Regions from separate parts of the Homo sapiens genome. Here regions 2 and 3 are each linked to region 1. Evidence: chromatin loops called from intact Hi-C (ENCODE). Cell type or tissue: mammary epithelial cell. All regions are shown on one strand. Each heading gives the region's core, and the rest is flanking DNA. Links, peaks and the distances in the headings are about the cores only. Region 1 overlaps SLC25A48-AS1 (SLC25A48 antisense RNA 1). Region 2 has its middle 52 kb from the start of SLC25A48-AS1. Region 3 has its middle 74 kb from the start of MIR5692C1.

Region 1 (5,642 bases), core at 1,214-3,713:
CCTGAGTATATGCTTGCCCTGTGGCTGTGTCTGGCTATACAATTCCTGGAACAACTCAGTCCTGGAGGTTGGATCCCATAAGGAAATACCCGCTGTCAATGAGATATTCCTTCTCTGGCCACCCATCATGGACATGGCCTACTGATTTTGCTCTCACTGCTTTCAGCTCCTTTATCTTCCAAAGGAAGCTTATGGGGAGTGGAGATTGGTCTGTCTTATGGGAAAGTCTTCTCCCTCCCTCTGACTCTTTGTACCTCAACTAGCCTGCAGTCTCCTCCTCCTCTAGAGAAAATATGCAGAACTGGTACACTCCTCGTCTCTATCACTGTCTTGAGGTTATAATTGATATCTATGGCTTCCTTCTTCTACTAACCAATCTGTGCTTCCCCATGCTTAGTCAGGACTTCAGCAGACTGGGGTCTTTACCTGGTAGAGTGACCAAAACCTTAATTCCTGAAGGCTCTGAGTCCTCAATTACCCTGCCTATATTTTGGTTACTGTAGTTTTCCATTAACTTTTACTAGTGGGTATGGAAGTGACCTACAGAATCTCCTCGGTTCCAGAAATAGTCTCTCTTGCCCCCATTATATAGCTGCAATCCAATCATCCCGTGGTAATCAGGATCAATCACTCCAGCCAGTAGAGTAACTTCTTATTCTGCCTTTTGATTCAGTGGCCTTGTCCTGGTCTGTTTATGCAGTTATAACAAGATACCTGAAACTGAGTAATTTATAAAGAACAGAAATTTATTTCTCACAGTTCTAGAGGCTGGAAAGTCCAAGATCAGGGTGCCAGCATCTTGTGTGGGCCTTCTTGCTATGTCTTCCCATGGAAGGTGGAAGGGCAAGAGAGGATGAACGCTGTGTTCTCACATGGCAGAAGAGTGGAAGAGCGTGAACCCACCACAAAAGCCCTTTTATGATGGTGTTAATCTACTCATTAAGGTGGAGGCCTCATGACCTAAACACCTTGCATTAGGCCCTACTTCCCAACACTGTTGCATTGGAGATGAAATTTCTGATACATGAATTTTGAAGACACATTCAGACTATCACAGTCCTTAAGCCCAAAATGACCAGATCCTTCTTTCAGTTTAATGAAATCATAGTTGTAGCTCCTGTGTAAAGCTAAAATTCTGTGCATAGATTACTAGACATAATAGTAAGAGATGTAACTCTATTTATATCCCTTGATTCCCAGACCCTTGTATTCTGGCTATGGGGAAATAACGCCATATTATGGTCTCTGACTCAAAGCATATACTATGTCCTTTAAGACAGAACCCAATCCTTTCAGGGTGTTTAATCCCAAATGGTGCTCCAACTGAGTCTTCTGTAAGTGACTGCACCTTTCATTTAGCCCAGCCACTTCCAGTTAATGGGGTATATAGTGAGACCTGTTAATTCCATGGGAATTAATCCATTGCACCACTTTCTTTGCTGAGAAGTGGGTTCTTGGATCAGAAGCAACGCTATGGAGAATGTCATAATGGTGGATAGGCATTTTGTGAATCCATGGATGGTGGTGCTGGCAGAAGCACTATGTGCAAAGAAGGTAAGTCGATTTCTAGAATACATATCTATTCTCATGGTGACAAATCTCTGCCTCCTTCATAATAGAAAAGGTCCATTGTAATCAATCTGCCACCAGGTGACTGTCTACTCACCCCCAGGGAATGGTGTCATATCAGGGGCTCAGTGTTTAGTCTCTGCTGTAGATAGGTTAGGCACGCAGCTATAGTATTAGTACAGCCTTTATAAGGGGAAGTCCACCCTGTTAAGCTCCTGCATAGCCTCCATCCCTGCCAACTTGGCTTCTTTGTTCATGGTCCCATTGAGCAAGCACTAGGGTGGCTGAGGGAAGAGGCTGACAGCTTCTGAGCATGTTATTTTGTCTGATTATTAATCTCTTCTACAGTAATGATGCCCTTTGGGCATTCACACGGGACTCAAATATCTTCACCGTTTGTGCCCATTATGAGAGAGATCCATCCATATATATCTTCCCCAGACTTTATTATCACTAATCTTCCAATCCTGCTCCTTCCAAGTTCCTGTCTATCCAGCCAAACCATTAGCAACTACCTATAAATCTATGTAGATCCATACTTCTATCTTTCATTTCACACTAGTGGACAAGCAAATGCACTCCTCAAAGTTCTGCCCATAAGGTCCAATGAGGACAAAGAAACCACACAGCAATTTTCAAACAGAAAAAAAGTTTAATATGAAGAATTATTAATAAAAGAGCAGAATTAACTCTGGTAAGAGTTAAAGAATATAAGAACAGCAGATATAGGTAGCAGCCACTACCCCTAGGGCTGAGATTGATGCCCACAGAAGAGCCTCTTCCTCCCACTAGGGCTGGGATTAAGATCTTGGAGAGGGGATAGCCATGGCCTACTGGATGAGAAAAAACTAATGAAGGCAGATGACTTGCTGGTAGGACTTGCTGGGAATCTGCCTACTAAGGTGTCAGGGGAAGGTGTCCACACATGCCATGCCTAGGAACTCACTGTACAGTCACCTGAGGGAGTCCTGGGGGAAACCACTCACAAGGATGAGTGTGGCATTCCACTGGAAGGTTGCCAGAGGACATGGTTGAGAGGGAGGGGGCTGTGAGTCACTGGGCACTATAGGAGCTCAAAAAGCCCCATCTGCAGGAGCAAGGCATTGGGAAAAGGAGTTCACTGCATGAGCCTAGCACAGCAGAAACTACATGCTCTCAGGACCTAAGCCTGGAGAAAGCATGCTCTGTAGGAGCCTGGTGGACCAGGCTCATGGGAACCAGGAAGGGGAAACCCCTTCTCTCTCCAGTGTCCCTCCAATGCTCTTTGTCAATAAGGGAAAAATATTTACAAAGCCCACCTCCATTATCAACAAGCAGGAAAATAAGGGTAGATTTGGAGCTGAAAGGCAATATATTGATAACTGGCATGGATGTAGGGGTGTCAGGAAGTGGCGCCAGAGAGGAAGGCAGGGAGTAGGCCAACATATGTATATTATTCTGTGAATAAACTGAGCAAACAAAGCTCTTGATCAATAAATAGGCCTAAAGCAATCAGGAAGCAAAAAATGAGCTCCTCTGCCTATGCCCCCCATTCCACCCACCACACACACACATACACACGCACAAAGATGACAGGCTCAATCCAAAGATGGGGACTGGATGTTCTCAGTTCTGTTTGACTCTAAGCAAACCACCGTTAAAAAACAAACCTTGTGGTCCTGACATTGAAATGAGCACCTTCTCTCATTTCCCTGGAACCTGGCCAGGGCTGAGCTAACAGTAGGTGCTTAATAACAGTCAGTTGCTTTGAAAGAAAGAGTTCTGTTGTTGTTTTTTTTTTAGTTCCACTCCATCAGTGACTGCACTTTTTGTTCAGGGTCATCCCTTGTCCTGGAGTCATCCTTCTCCAAGGCAGCACCCTCCTGATGAACCCGGCTGGTTCCTGGGAACTCACTGTGTCTGGAGGCTCTCTCCCACCCCATGTGAAGGAAGCATCATCCTCAATCAATGTTGCCACACTTCTGACCTCTTGAATGCTGGCAATGTCCGTCCATTCTCATGACTAAGTGAGCTTGGAGTGTACCAGTCAAGGAAAAGGGAGGAGAAAGGAGAAACCAAACTTTGAGTAGCAATTGTCTACAGTGTGTGGCTTAGAGAATCAAGCTGACACAGGCCAGAGAATACAGGCCTCAGCAAGGACTATGAGGTTGGACAAGGCTTCACAGAATTTCTGGCACTGGAGCTGGGCCTCCTGACAGCTTTCTCTCCAAGCAATTATGGGCCACCTAAAGAAATGAGACTGCAGGAAATATAAGAATATTTTTGAAGAATATGAATGATCATAAGAAAAGGGCGAACTATGAGAATGGCCTCTGACGATGGCTGGCAGGAGAAGCGGGTGGATGTAGGAAAGGCTGCATTAATTCACTGTCTTTCTACAAGTGCTTAGGGAGCCATGGTTTTCAGCTTCTTAGCCAAGAGCTTGGCATTTTGCTGCATGGGTGCTGTGCTTAATCTAGGGCATGTCCATTCCAAGGTCTCTGATGGGTACACACATAGTCCTCTTTGCATCCTGTATACCCATGATCATCCTAACCCCAAAGCCACCCCCTACTACCCAGGACACATAGTCAAAGAAACCCTGCATGTGCATCTTCAATGCCTGTATTCCCTCACTCATTCAAACCACTCTGTGTAGCCCGAGCCCAGCCCTTCCTGGCTTTAGAGCCTTAGCCTGTGCTGTTGTGTTGCCTGGGATTCCTTTCCCTCCACCCTTTGTACACTGGCTCCTCCTAACCCTTCTGGTCTAAGTATAAAGGCACTACCCCAGAGAAGTCTTCCCTGACTACCCCATCTGAGTCACTGGCCACTCTCACCAAAGCACCCTGTCTGCTATTTGTTACCCCTTCTTCAACTGTGGTTCACCTGTTCGTATTCCTTCTCCCCAGCCGGCATACAGTCACCACCAAGTCAGGTACCCAACATAGTACCTGGGATGGATTAGACACTCAGTCAACACTTGATGAAGAAAACAATAAAGCCTTATAGACTCATGTCCCCCTCATGAGGGGTGCCCTAGCCAACTGACACCAAGTCAATCATTTACACCATTTTTTTTCAATTTGTGTTATTAACCACAGAACTCTTTTCCACCCTAAAATAATCTTATCCCACAAGACCCCATACCTAGTGATTTCTGTGGATGCTGTTGCCAAACACCTCAGGGCAAGGGCCAGGCACAGGACAGGGTTCCCGCTATTGTCTCTACTCCATCTTCCCATAAATTGGTTAGCTGGGACCTCCTCACTGAGTCGCATGGCTCCAACAAGAATCCAAAGCTGGCAACAGGAACTCTGCAGGGCTCTCCCAGAGGGAAGCTGGGAAGTTAAGGCTGCAGGCTCCAAGCCCTTGTTCCTGGAAGAGAACTAAGGAACTGGTACCATAACCGGTGTCCAGGCTGCTGGTTTGCCCCAGTTCTGGGCAGCCACAGGCCCCCAGGGGCATAATGACCAGCTAGTGCCTTGTCTTCTCCTGCCTCTTCCATGCTTTTACTGTGATTCTCATCCACAGGCACCAGAAGAAGGGGACTTTCTAAGCACTGTTTACATTCTTGTCATTTTGCCTGTGTTTAGACTTACAAAAAAATGCATCTTAATCATTTACAAGCAATCATAGGCCCTCATGGATTTCAAGTAAACTTTCCTATAAACCAGTCAACTTCAGAGTCTCTGTTCCCTCTAGGATCATAAACCCTCAGAGCTGGTAGGCCCTTAAGCTAGAGAAATTGAGGCCTTGGGGTTAGGGACCTGCCCAGGCTCACATGGCACTTAGTGCTACAGCTGGGCTGGAGCGCAGGTCTCCTGCTTCCACAGCCTGTGATTTCCATTTCATGAAAAGAAAAATCAGAGCCCATCAGCACAATGTTTCTGAGGGCATGTGGTTCTAGTTTTTAAGAGAACAAACTGATTTGAGGTTTCAAAATATTAATGTACTTAAGGTTTGGAGTAGGAATGTACATTAAGTGCACTTTCTTGGTAGTCAGCCAGGCTCCATCGTCAGGCAGGCTGGCTGCCTGATAGGAGTGCCCTGGGACTTGGGGTGCTGAAAGCATCTGCTGCACAACTCCAAGGCCT
Region 2 (5,642 bases), core at 2,004-4,503, 54 kb before region 1:
TCTTATTGAGAGCTAGTTTAACTCAGGGAGAAGACAAAGCACCTGAGGACTCAGGATACATGGGGAAGAGAGAGATACTAGGAGCCTGCAGAAAAAACTTGCTGGGAAGTATTTCTGAGCTCTCTACATGAAAGAGGTGCTCATAGATTTGCTTTGGAATAACTTTTGCAAGGTGAAGTGGGGTGTAGAATAGATGAACAAGATTTTCCAGGAGCTGCTCATTGTTGAAGCTGAGTGATGGGTACATAGGTGTGGTTTATGCTATTCTATTTTTGCAGGTGCTTAAAAGTTTCTATAATAAAAAGTTAGGAAACAAAAGGGGGCTCACGAATAGAATCTATATCCCTATCCCAGGCCCCTGCTGCCTGGAAGGCTGGCGGGTGCATGTCACAGTGCCATAGAGCCAGCAGGGAAATGATGTCCCAGCCCCAGGCACCCAGCTGCCCAGGCCACTTCATCTTCTGTCACACTCAGCTCCAGGCACTGAGGCCTCAACTAGCCAATCCATCCATCCATCCATCGATCCATCCATCCATCCCTCAACTCATAAATATGTATTTACTGTTCTCCTACCTCAAAGCCTACTCCATGCCAGGCACCAGAGTCCAGCAATCAACAAGACAGTCATGCTCCCTGGCTACATGCCCTCGCAGACAAGCTGAGGGAAAGAGACAATCAACACATGAACAAAAGAACACATGAACAAATACTTGAAGTCATTTCAGACTGATGAGGGGCATAAGGAAATAAACAGGAGGGTAGGAAAGGAGGGGCTGCTTCTGCTAAGGGGGTCACAGGTGGCCTCTCTGAAGAGTGATGTTGGAGCAAGGACCTGAGCAAAGGGAGTCTGTGACAAAGTAGCTGGGAAAGTGTTCCAGGCAGAGGGAACAGCAGGTGCAAAGGCTCCAGGGCAGCAGTGTGCTTGGTGGGCTGCGGGGACCCAAGGGCGGGGGCGGCGGGAGTCTGAAAAGAACAGCAAGGAAGCCAAAGTGGCTGAAGTGCATTAAGCAGGAGGGAGTAGGAACTAACTCAGGGAGGGATCTGGGCAGGGCAGATCACAAAGGCGCTTGCAGACTCAGTGGGAGTTTGGATTTTACTCTGAGTGGAGCAGAAGAAATGCCACAGATACTCTGGTTTTCAGTGAAGAGAGGAGACATTCAGGAGCAAGAGTGCACAAGGCCTCCTTTTTGGGCTGCAAAGCTGGCTTATCAGATGGGGTCAGGCTCTAGGGACATGCCCTCCTTCAGTAGTCCACAGGCCGTGAGTTCAGTCTCCAAACACAGGGCCATGCCCAACAGAAGTGAATAAAGGACCCTGGGAGCTTCCCTGGACAGCTTCCACCCTACCCCACTTCTCCTGCAGCACATGGGGGCCCCTGCCGCCCACACCCCCAGCCCTGGCTTCGTCATGCCTCACTGGAAGTGCCCCCTCTCAAAGCCCACTCATCCACTCACTGCACACCCATGGCCTCACCTCCTGCATTTTCCATGTCTTCTTTGTGCTTTCCTCTACCTGGCCTATTTGGTCAACAAGTAGCTGTTCTTAGACTCCGTCATGAATTCCATTTGTCCCATGAAGATCTTCCCAATTATTGAAGTGAAGAGGGGCTGCTACCCTCACCCACCACTGCCTGACAGTGTTCCTCATCTCTTTCGTGACATGTGTCATGACCTGCCTGTCATGCAGACCCAATCGGGGAGATGAGACCTGTCTGCACATCAGTGGCTTGAGGGAGGGGACCGTGCCCCTTACCCCTCTCGTCCTCCCAGGGGGCTCCCTCTTCACACTGCATCTTGGTGGTAGCTTCTGGGCATCCAGGCAGCTCTAGGTGCCCTTTCTCCATGCGCACACCACATCCAGTACTTGCCACGCTAGAGCACTGGTCTCATGCCTCCATAACAACTGGGAGCTTCTCAAGAAAGAATGGCAACGCGCTGATGATGGTTGATAAATATTGAGTATTTCTTATGTGTTAGACCCTGTACTAAGTGCATCTTATCCCATCAATCCTTTGAGGTGGGTAATATTGTTAACCAGCTTAAAGATGGGGGACCTGAGGCTAAAAGTGCTTTACCAAAACAAACAGCAATGACCAGCAGAGCCAGAATTTGATTCAAAGCTTGCCTGAGCACTGAGATCCTGCTCTTGCTGTATGGTACCTCCTACACCCAACTCAAGGGCAGAGAAGGTGTAAATCACTTTTGTAACCCAGGGCCTGCCACAAGTCACCAGGAGTCCTGGAGGCTCATGACAAACATCTCCCTCCTGGCTGCCCAGCCCAGTCAGGCCCTGTTTGGAGGAAGTGGCCAGGAGAAAGGCTATGTTTACCCAGGTGCCAGGTGTAAAGGGCGCAGTGGGGCGGCCTCAAAGTCTGGGCACCTTCTCACAGAGAAGAGGCTTTCTTTGAAAAGAAAGGGTTGGGCCGATGACCAGAAGGGCAGCCGGGAAGAGACAGCCCAGTTCAAAGAAAGCAGTTACAGGTGAGAGACTCTTGAGAACAAAGGTGGGACGTCTGCTGTACAAACCAGCCTGCGTTCCAGCCAGGCCAGCTCACCCTCAAGAACAGCCTCTGCCACCCTGCCAGTGTGGCCAGATGGGAGACTTTGCCATGGGGACCAGCCACCCCTCAGGAGCAGGACATCCCCGATACCCTGGGAAGGCTTAGTTCCATCTCCTGGGAACAAAGGCCCAGTCCTCATGCTGCAGGTGAAATTTCTTCTGAGTGGATGGGCTCAGAGAGGCTGAGTAACTTGTTCAAACTTGCACTGTTTTTAAGAGCCAGAGCCCAGATATAACAAACCATAAGGTTGACTCCAGCCAACTATATACAGGTACTTTTATGTTGTCATCTGTTCTTCCAAGCAAGGTTACCACTTATGTAGGCACTAAATAATGTTAGTGCATGGTCTAGCTTGAATTGAAACTTGCTGGAAACATACCTCATGCTTTGTCATCATCATTGCTGCCATCATTTAATACTTACGGAATATTTACAGTGTGCTAATCACCTTGCATATATTATTTCACTGCCACCTCACAATGACTCATGAGACAAATGTTACTATCCCCACTTTAATAGATGAAGAAATCAAAGCTCTGATAAGCTCCAGAACATGCCCAAAGCCTCACATGACGAGGTGGCAGAGCCAGCCTTCCCATTTATCAACAGTGACAGCATCACTGGGACTGCCATGACAGCAGCTGCTTGCTCCGCGCTGAGCTAGAGAGGCCACAAGGGCCACTGCTCTCTGTGAGTCAATCTCAAAAATGCAGGCCTGAATGGAGCTCTGAATCAAGGGGTCCAGGACTGAGAGCTCTGAGAACAGGCCCGCAGGGAGGACGGGGGTTATGTCAACAGGGGATTTTAGAGCCTAGCAAGCAAGAGTCAGGACCCAAGAGACAGTGACCAATCCCTCCCTGTCCCAGGTCATCTTTGCTTGGCCAAGAGGTCTCCTGGAACCCCATTTAGCCATCCTGACCATGCCCACATATATCACAGGCTATCCTCAGCAGTCCTCTCAGCCCCAACACCTGAATGGCAGTCAGAGACACTGCTGGATTTGTACCATCAACCCAGACCACACACTGCAGTCTGCCTAATGCCAGGAAGCTACCTAGACATTTGTAGAAGCGTCCAGAAAAGTCAGTTAAGAACACAGCTTTATCACTGGCCATCAGCCAGTACAGGATTTGAATCCTGGCTCTGTGACTTATTAACGTGTTATGCTGGCCAAGTTATTTAACCTCTCTGTCCCTCAGTTTCCTTTTCTGTAAAATGGGAATAATAATAATATCTACCCCCAAGACTTACTAGAGAGATTAAATGAGATCACACATGTAAGGTTCTTAACATACTTCCTGGAACACAGTAAATATTAAACAAACAAATAATAAAGCTAGTTAATTTTGGTCCTATCTGACCCTTACATGTGTCCCATAAAGTAACTGGCCAAATAGCACTGATCTGGAAGTCAGAAATCTCAAGTCTGAGTTTAGCCAAAAGACCACACATCTCTGGGCCTCAGCTTTCTCTCCTTTAAGATGGAGATGTTGTCACCATCCCTAGTCAATATTTAACAAAAGTATCTATGCTGCTGATGCATAAGAAAGATCTTTGAAAAGTCTGAAGCCTTGAAGCCTGGGTTAAAGACAGGCCCAGGGCTGGGGCATCTGATATAACTGAGAAGCCAAACTGGTGAAGAAAACAGCCTTGTTTTTAGTCTGATTTGCCACCAGTATGCACATTCAGGGAATTTGCTCCATAGCAAAGGACTTCCTCCTGGTCCCGACATCCTCCAGCTAGAGGCTCCTCTCTCCCGCTGAGCCTCTGCCGCCCAGAACAGTGTGTGAACCCATCACTGAAACCTTTGCCTTCTTCATAACTTCAAGTCAGGTCCAAAATGGAATGTGACAGCCAGAACACTAACTGAATGGTCCAAATTGACACAGATATTTGCTGCACCTCAGGGTGGAAATCTTTGCAAGAATGTGAGGCTGCTGTAAACACCAAACACTGAGTCTGGCATTGTGCAAGGAGAACCAAGAGGGTGCTCATGACTCTGTGGTCCTTTCCCCCCAGATCTTAAGGGCACAGTACGCAGAAAAAGGATGCTAATGGGTGAGGCAGTGGAGATTGAGTGGGCCCTGGAGAAGAGGGCAGATGTGTATTCATGCTGAGTGCTGGGCACACAGTGGTGAACGTGACCATCCAGTCCTCACAGAGCCCACGGTCTGGCAGGGCCAGTCACTGAACAAGTTACTGTGTGGTGTCAGTCAGTGCCTCAAAGGAGGAGGCACTCACAGGTTTCCTGGGGAGAAAGTAAAGCAGGAGAATGGAGTAGACTGGAGAGTCAAGGAAGGTTTCCTGGAGGAAGTGATATTTTTGCTGAGAGGTTAACCAGGCAGAGACGGGTTGTGGGGAAAACTGTGGGTGGTAGGATGCCAGGCATGTTACCAGAGCTTGTTTTAAAATGCCCACCCTGTTAGAACATGGCAGGGCCAGGTGCGGAAACAGCTCCTTGCAGACTAAGCAAGTGTATGGCCTTGGTATCTGCAACCTCAGAAGGTAAGAAAAGGCAGCTTCTCACCCTTTGTCTGCAAACAAAAGGGAGGCCTCACTGGGCTGCCGTGTGGGGTTGTCTCTGAGGCATTCTTGGCTCAGAGATGGAGGCATGCTGAAGCATCCCTGAGTAGTGATTGAACATTTCAGGTTTGCCTTTGGGGCAATTCCTCTGCAGAAGCTAATGTGGAGTTCTCACAGAGCAGCTCCACATTTCAGACTTCTGTCTTTCACACTTTAGACAAAACAACACAAGCCTGTGCATCTGCCTCTGCTATTTGCCCGTGGGCCCCTGTCCGGTATTACATATTACCATCTTGTTCACTGCTCACAGTGAATGGCATTTTCATAGCCATTTCTATAATTATTAAATTTCTTGAGGCCTTTTATTTTCCAGCGCTGATGAGAGTGCAAAGGGGCTGTCAGAGATGATGAATAAGCTCAAGTACATTCACTCAAAAAGAAGGTGTTTTCCCGAAGAGGGTCCTGTGTGTGACTCCATTCTGGCCCTGTGTGAGCCACGAAGGAGGCTGGTTTGGTGTTGAATAGCCTTTCTCAAAGGGTGCTCCCGGAAGCCCCAGCT
Region 3 (5,642 bases), core at 1,041-3,540, 78 kb before region 1:
CTCTCAATTCATACAAAACAGCATCCAGGCCATCACCAATCATTCTATATGACAAATGCTCCTTTTAACAACCCCACAATATTGCCCTTACCACAAAATCTTCCTTCAGCTTAATCTCTCCCACTCTGGGTTCCCACGTCACCCCTAATACCGCTTGAAGCAGCCCCAAGAAACATTGCCCATTATCTCTCCATAGCACCCCCAAAAATTTTCGCTGCCCCAACACTTTACCACTATTTTGTTTTATTTTTCTTATTAATATAAGAAGACAGGAATGTCATGCCTCTGAGCCCAAGCTAAGCCATCATATCCCCTGTGACCTGCAGGTATACATCCAGATGGCCTGAAGTAACTGAAGAATCACAAAAGAAGTGAGAATGGCCTGTTCCTGCCTTAACTGATGACACTGCCTTGTGAAATTCCTTCTGGCTCAAAATCTCCCCCATTGAGCACCTTATGACCCCCACCCCTACCAGCCAGAGAACAACCCCCTTTGACTGTAATTTTCCATTACCTACCCAAATCCTATAAAATGGCCCCACCCCTATCTCCCTTCACTGACTCTCTTTTCGGACTCAGCCCACCTGCACCCAGGTGAAATAAACAGCCTTGTTGCTCACACAAAGCCTGTTTTGTGGTCTCTTCACATGGACATGAGTGAAACTCCACAGCAGGCCCTGTGGCATACTGGAAAGAGCCCTGGTTGGGGCCGGAAGATCTCAGTTTATGTCCCAGCTCTGTTCCCCACTTATTGAACTGGTCCCCTCTGAACCTCAGTTTCCTCCTCTGTAAACCAGAGATAATGATACTCACCTTCTAGGCACATGTCACCTTTGCTCCAGTACCCAACAAGTTCCTCATCTCCATCTAAGACCACCTCAGCCTGGATTTCTTGTCCATATCATTATCAGCATTTTGGTTAAGGCCATTCAACAAGTCTCTAGGAAGTTTCAAACTTTCCCACATTTTCCTGTCTTCTTCTGAGCTCTCCAAACTACTCCAACCTCTGCCTGTTACCCAGTTCCAAAGTTGCTTCCACATTTTCAGGTATCTTTTCAGCAGCACTCCACTCTACTAGTACCAAAATCTGTATTAGTTCGTTTTCATGGTGCTGATTAAGACATACCCAAGACTGAGCAATTTATAAAAGAAAGAGGTTTAATTGGACTTACAGGTCTGTGTGGCTGGGGAATCTTCACAATCATGGCAGAAGGCAAGGAGGAACAAGTCACATCCTAAGTGGGTGGCGGCAGGCAAAAAATGAGAGAGCTTGTGCAGGGGAATGCCTCTTTTTAAAACCATCAGATCTTGTGAGACTTATTCACTATCATGAGAACAGCATGGGAAAGACTTGGCCCCCATGAGTCAACTACCTTCCACCAAGTCCCTCCCATAACATGTGGGAATTCAAGATGATATTTGGGTGGAGACACAGCCAAACCATATCAAATTGGAACAGTAACAGCAGAGGTTTGTTATAGGAATTAATTTAGAGAATAGTCATAAAGAAAAAGAATAGCACTTGGACTCTAGTAATCTCCCCCAAAATCATGGTGATTTTTATTTATCACCTCTTCGGTCTGAGCCCCAAAGCTTCTTGCCTGCAACCTCTTTATATACCTTACACCTGTCAGTTTATGAGCTCTGGGCAGGGACATGAAGAGTGATTTACCTGATGAAGTTGCCCATTGCTCTGAGCACGTGAGACAGGAACCACTACATAATATATATTACATATAATGAATGTATAACATCACCCCTTTTATTTATTTTTACTGTGTTATTTAAAAATACCAGTCACAAGGCCAATTAGCTATTACAAAGATATGTCTAGTTACTTTAACACAAATTTTATATAAAATGTACTTCCTATTACTTTTAGATGAGAAGGAAACTCATATAGCCTGTGGTTCCCTCAGAACTCTCACATGTAACTTTTAGTGAGGAAAATGAGGAACTTTCTGAGCTATCCACAAGGGGGTAGACTGATTCCATTTCTTCTGGAAGGTATCCATGGGGTCATCATTAATGATCATTTAAAACTGATATTTCTCATTTTAAGCAACTGTCTCCTTCCAAGAAATAAAATTTACTTATGCAAGCAAGATGCCACTTTTTTAGGCTGACAACTTACAGATGACCCTTGGTTTAAAAATGTATTGCAAAATCATTTACACACATTTTCCCTGCAATCAATCATGGAGGATTCTAACAAATGCCACATTCAGAATCTAAGAACACTGCGGTCTTTCCACTAGAAAGTCAAGCAAATTATTTAAATTCCCAGGGACCAAAAAAAAAAAAATCTTTCCTCAACATCAAACAAAACATTCTCTCTTTGAAAATGTAAATCCCTTGAACATATTCAAGAATTTTAACAAGCTTCCCAGAAAACTATCCTATTACTCTTTGAAGGCCTTAAGGAATTTTCTTAAAATAGTCACATGCTACTCAGGGTGTGGAGAGGGCCTAAGTGACAATGGGAGTCAAAGCTCTACAGTAGGGCCCCAGAAGTCCCCATGTACCTCCTTTCAGAAAGGAAGAGCGGCCCCCAGAGAATTACTAGGCACATGGAAGGGGTATGGGGAAATCTTCTAAAAGGAATAAAGCACAGGACCCGTTTCGCATCTGTTTTGCATCTGGGGTTAGCAGTAGGACACAGAGCTCTGAACTACAGGAAGAGCCTCAAAGAAGATGTTAACAACAGAGAGTTTAGAGAATGTGGAGCTCTCATCTGTTTTAACTCCTCTATCCAAGCCTTGGGGTGTGTGTGTATGTGTGTGTGTGTGTGTGTGTGTGTGTGTGTGTGTGTGTGTGTATTTGTGTATGTGTTCAGGGGAAATTCCAAGAGGATGAAACTGAGGTGAAAGGCAAGTCAGAGGTAGAAAGTGGCCTGAGCTGATAACTAAATGCTAGTTTCACTTCAAAGAACTGGATCTTCATCTGACATCAGAAAAACAGAAGAATCAAGAAGGCACCAGCAATTTCACTCAAATAAGTTTTTCCTGAGGAAGTAATTGAGTATGTTTTCAGAGACATAGTTTTAAGATATTTATCACAGCTTGTCTATGACAGGAAAAATTAAATACACAAACAAGAAATTTAAAAAAGAAACACCCTTAAGTATGCAACAGTGAGGGATTAGCCATATAAATGATGCTGTATCCACATAAGAGAATAGTATGAAATGATTTAAAATTACAACTATCACCACGGAAAAAGGGTCATCATATTCACTTATATTGTTGGGTGAAAGATGATTATAAAGCAGTCTATATAGGTTGTATACACTGTGATAGATTTACAGATGTTTTTAGTTCTTTTTTGCTATTTTAAATGTTCAACCTATTAAAAATACAAAATACATGCTAACTATAGAAAGCCACATTTTTTTTTTTTTTTTTGAGACAGAGTCTCGATCTGTCACCCACGCTGGAGTGCAGTGGCGCGATCTCAGCCCACTGCAACCTCCGCCTCCTGGGTTCCACTTATTCTCGTGCCTCAGCCTCCTGAGTAGCTAGGACTACAGGCGCCCACCACCATGCCCAGCTAATTGTTGTATTTTAGTAGAGATGGGGTTTCACCAGGTTGGCCAGGCTGGTCTCAAAACTCCTGACCTCAGGTGATCCACCTGCCTCGGCCTCCCAAAGTGCTGGGTTTACAGGTGTGAGCCACCGTGCACGGCCAGCCACGTTCCCTTAAAAGACAGAACACAAAATTTCTATCAAAATCCCAGCAAATTATTTTGTAGATATAGGCAAGATTATTCTAAAATTTGGAACGGCAAAGAAACAAGAAACTGGAATTGCTAAAATAAAATGGAAAGAATCACTCTCCCTGATTTCAAGACTTACTTTTATAGCTACAGCAATCAAGACTGTGGTATTGGCCGAGAGACACACAATGAAATAGAAAAGGGAACCCAAAAATGGGACTCACACAAATATGTCCAACTGACTTTTGATAAAACTACAAACACAGATCAACAGAGAGAAGATAGTCTTTTCAATAAATGATGTTGGAACAATTGACAATATATGAGCCAAAAAAACCCTTGACCCAAATCTCACTCTTTATATGTAAATTAACTAAAAATGGCTCATAAACCTAAGTGTAAAACGAAACACTATAAAACTTTTAGAAAAAAAAATAGGAGAAAATCTTTCCTAGGGTTAGGCAGAGTCCTTCAACTTGACATCAAAAGCACGATCATTAAAAGGAAAAACTGATAAATTGGACTTCATCAAAATTAAAAACTTTTGCTCCGAAAAAGACCCTGCTAGGAGGATTAAAAAGCAAGCTATAGAGCAGGAGAAAATATTTGCAAACCACATATCTGACAAAAGACTAGAATTTAGACTCTGTGTGTGTGTACATACATATATATGTATTTTAGAGTGTTTTTTTTACTATCACACATACATATATATCTATATTATTTTTACTATACACACGTATATATATATATATATATAGCCTGTGGCTATATATGTAAAAAACAGTAAAAAAAAATTCAATTTAAAAATGGACAAAAGACAAGAAGACCCATTTCTCCAAAGAGGATATACAGATGACCAATACACACATGAAAAGATGTTCAACGTCTTTAGCCATTGGGGAAATGCAAATTAAAATCACAAAGAGATATCACTACACACCTGTCAGAAAGGCTAAAACTGAAAATAGTGACACCAAATGCTGCCGAGGATCTATAGAAACTGGATCACTCATACATTGCTGGTGAAAATATAAAATAGGACAACCACTCTGGGAAACAGTTTCTCAAAAAACCAAATATGCAACTACCAGAGAACCCAGCAACTGCACTTCTGGGCATTTATTCTAGAGAAATGAAGATGTTCACACCAAAATATGTACATGAATATTTATAGCAACTTTATTCATAGTAGCCAAAAACTGGACATAACCCAGATGTCCTTCAGTGGGTGAACGGTTAAACAGACTGTGGTACACGCACACCATGGAGTGCTACTCAGCAATAAAAAGGAACACACTATTGACACATGCAACAACCTGGATGGAGTTCCAGAGCATTACGCTGAGTAAGAAAAGCCAATCCAAAGAGTTACATACCACAGGATTCCATTTATGCAACATTCGTGAAATGACAAAATTACAGACATGGAGAACAGTTTCATGGCTGCAAATGGTTAAGAAGGAATGGAGGCAAGAGGGAGGTAGGTGAGGCCAAAAAGGGCAACATGAGGGATCCTTGTGATTATGGAAATGGAAATGTCTCCATTTGACTGTATGGAGGTCAATATTCTGATTGTGATATTGTACTATACTTTTGCAAGATGTTACCATTGGAAGAAACTGGGTAAAGGGTACGTAGATTCTGTATTACTTCTTACAACTGCATGTGAACCTACAATGATCTCAAAATTAAAAGCTTAATTAAAATAAAAAGGACATAGCATGAGACTGTCCCCAGAAAACTGGCAGACATGGCCCTGCTGCTACACTGCTGGGGCTTCATCAGAGGCCTCCAGTGTGCACTCAGGCACTGCTGGCCTGGTAGGGCCAGACTCTGGCTATAGTCGTAAGTGTGGTGCACACCTGGATCAACCCCACAACAGTTACACTGTCTCTTCACGGGGAGATCCTCGAGTCTGTCAGTG

What was found. A loop is a pair of places that touch in the nucleus more often than their neighbours do. Peaks named below come from ENCODE experiments on the same cell type or tissue, not always from the same donor. Only the 100,000 strongest peaks of a DNase experiment are listed, where the experiment ranks them.
Region 2: it touches region 1 in a loop (3-fold over the local background); 2 of 110 quality-filtered maps call a loop at or near these places.
Region 3: it touches region 1 in a loop (4-fold over the local background); 3 of 110 quality-filtered maps call a loop at or near these places.

What each region holds. Positions count from the first base shown.
Region 1 is chr5:135,648,267-135,653,908 of GRCh38, reverse strand. It overlaps SLC25A48-AS1 (SLC25A48 antisense RNA 1), which reads left to right. Exons shown (of 3, transcript NR_027127.1): 1 at 1-67; 2 at 1,448-1,554; 3 at 3,386-5,226. It also overlaps a transcript of SLC25A48 not described here. Among named protein-coding and RNA genes, the nearest start is that of SLC25A48-AS1, 2.8 kb to the left of the region's middle. In mammary epithelial cell, for the core only: no CTCF peak of the experiment used is centred there; DNase peaks (open chromatin) are centred at 2,558 and 3,568; H3K27ac peaks cover 1,603 bases.
Region 2 is chr5:135,702,830-135,708,471 of GRCh38, reverse strand. It overlaps a transcript of SLC25A48 not described here. Among named protein-coding and RNA genes, the nearest start is that of SLC25A48-AS1, 52 kb to the right of the region's middle. In mammary epithelial cell, for the core only: no CTCF peak of the experiment used is centred there; a DNase peak (open chromatin) is centred at 3,021; H3K27ac peaks cover 1,219 bases.
Region 3 is chr5:135,726,018-135,731,659 of GRCh38, reverse strand. It overlaps a transcript of SLC25A48 not described here. Among named protein-coding and RNA genes, the nearest start is that of MIR5692C1, 74 kb to the left of the region's middle. In mammary epithelial cell, for the core only: a CTCF peak has its summit at 1,978 (motif pointing right); a DNase peak (open chromatin) is centred at 2,839.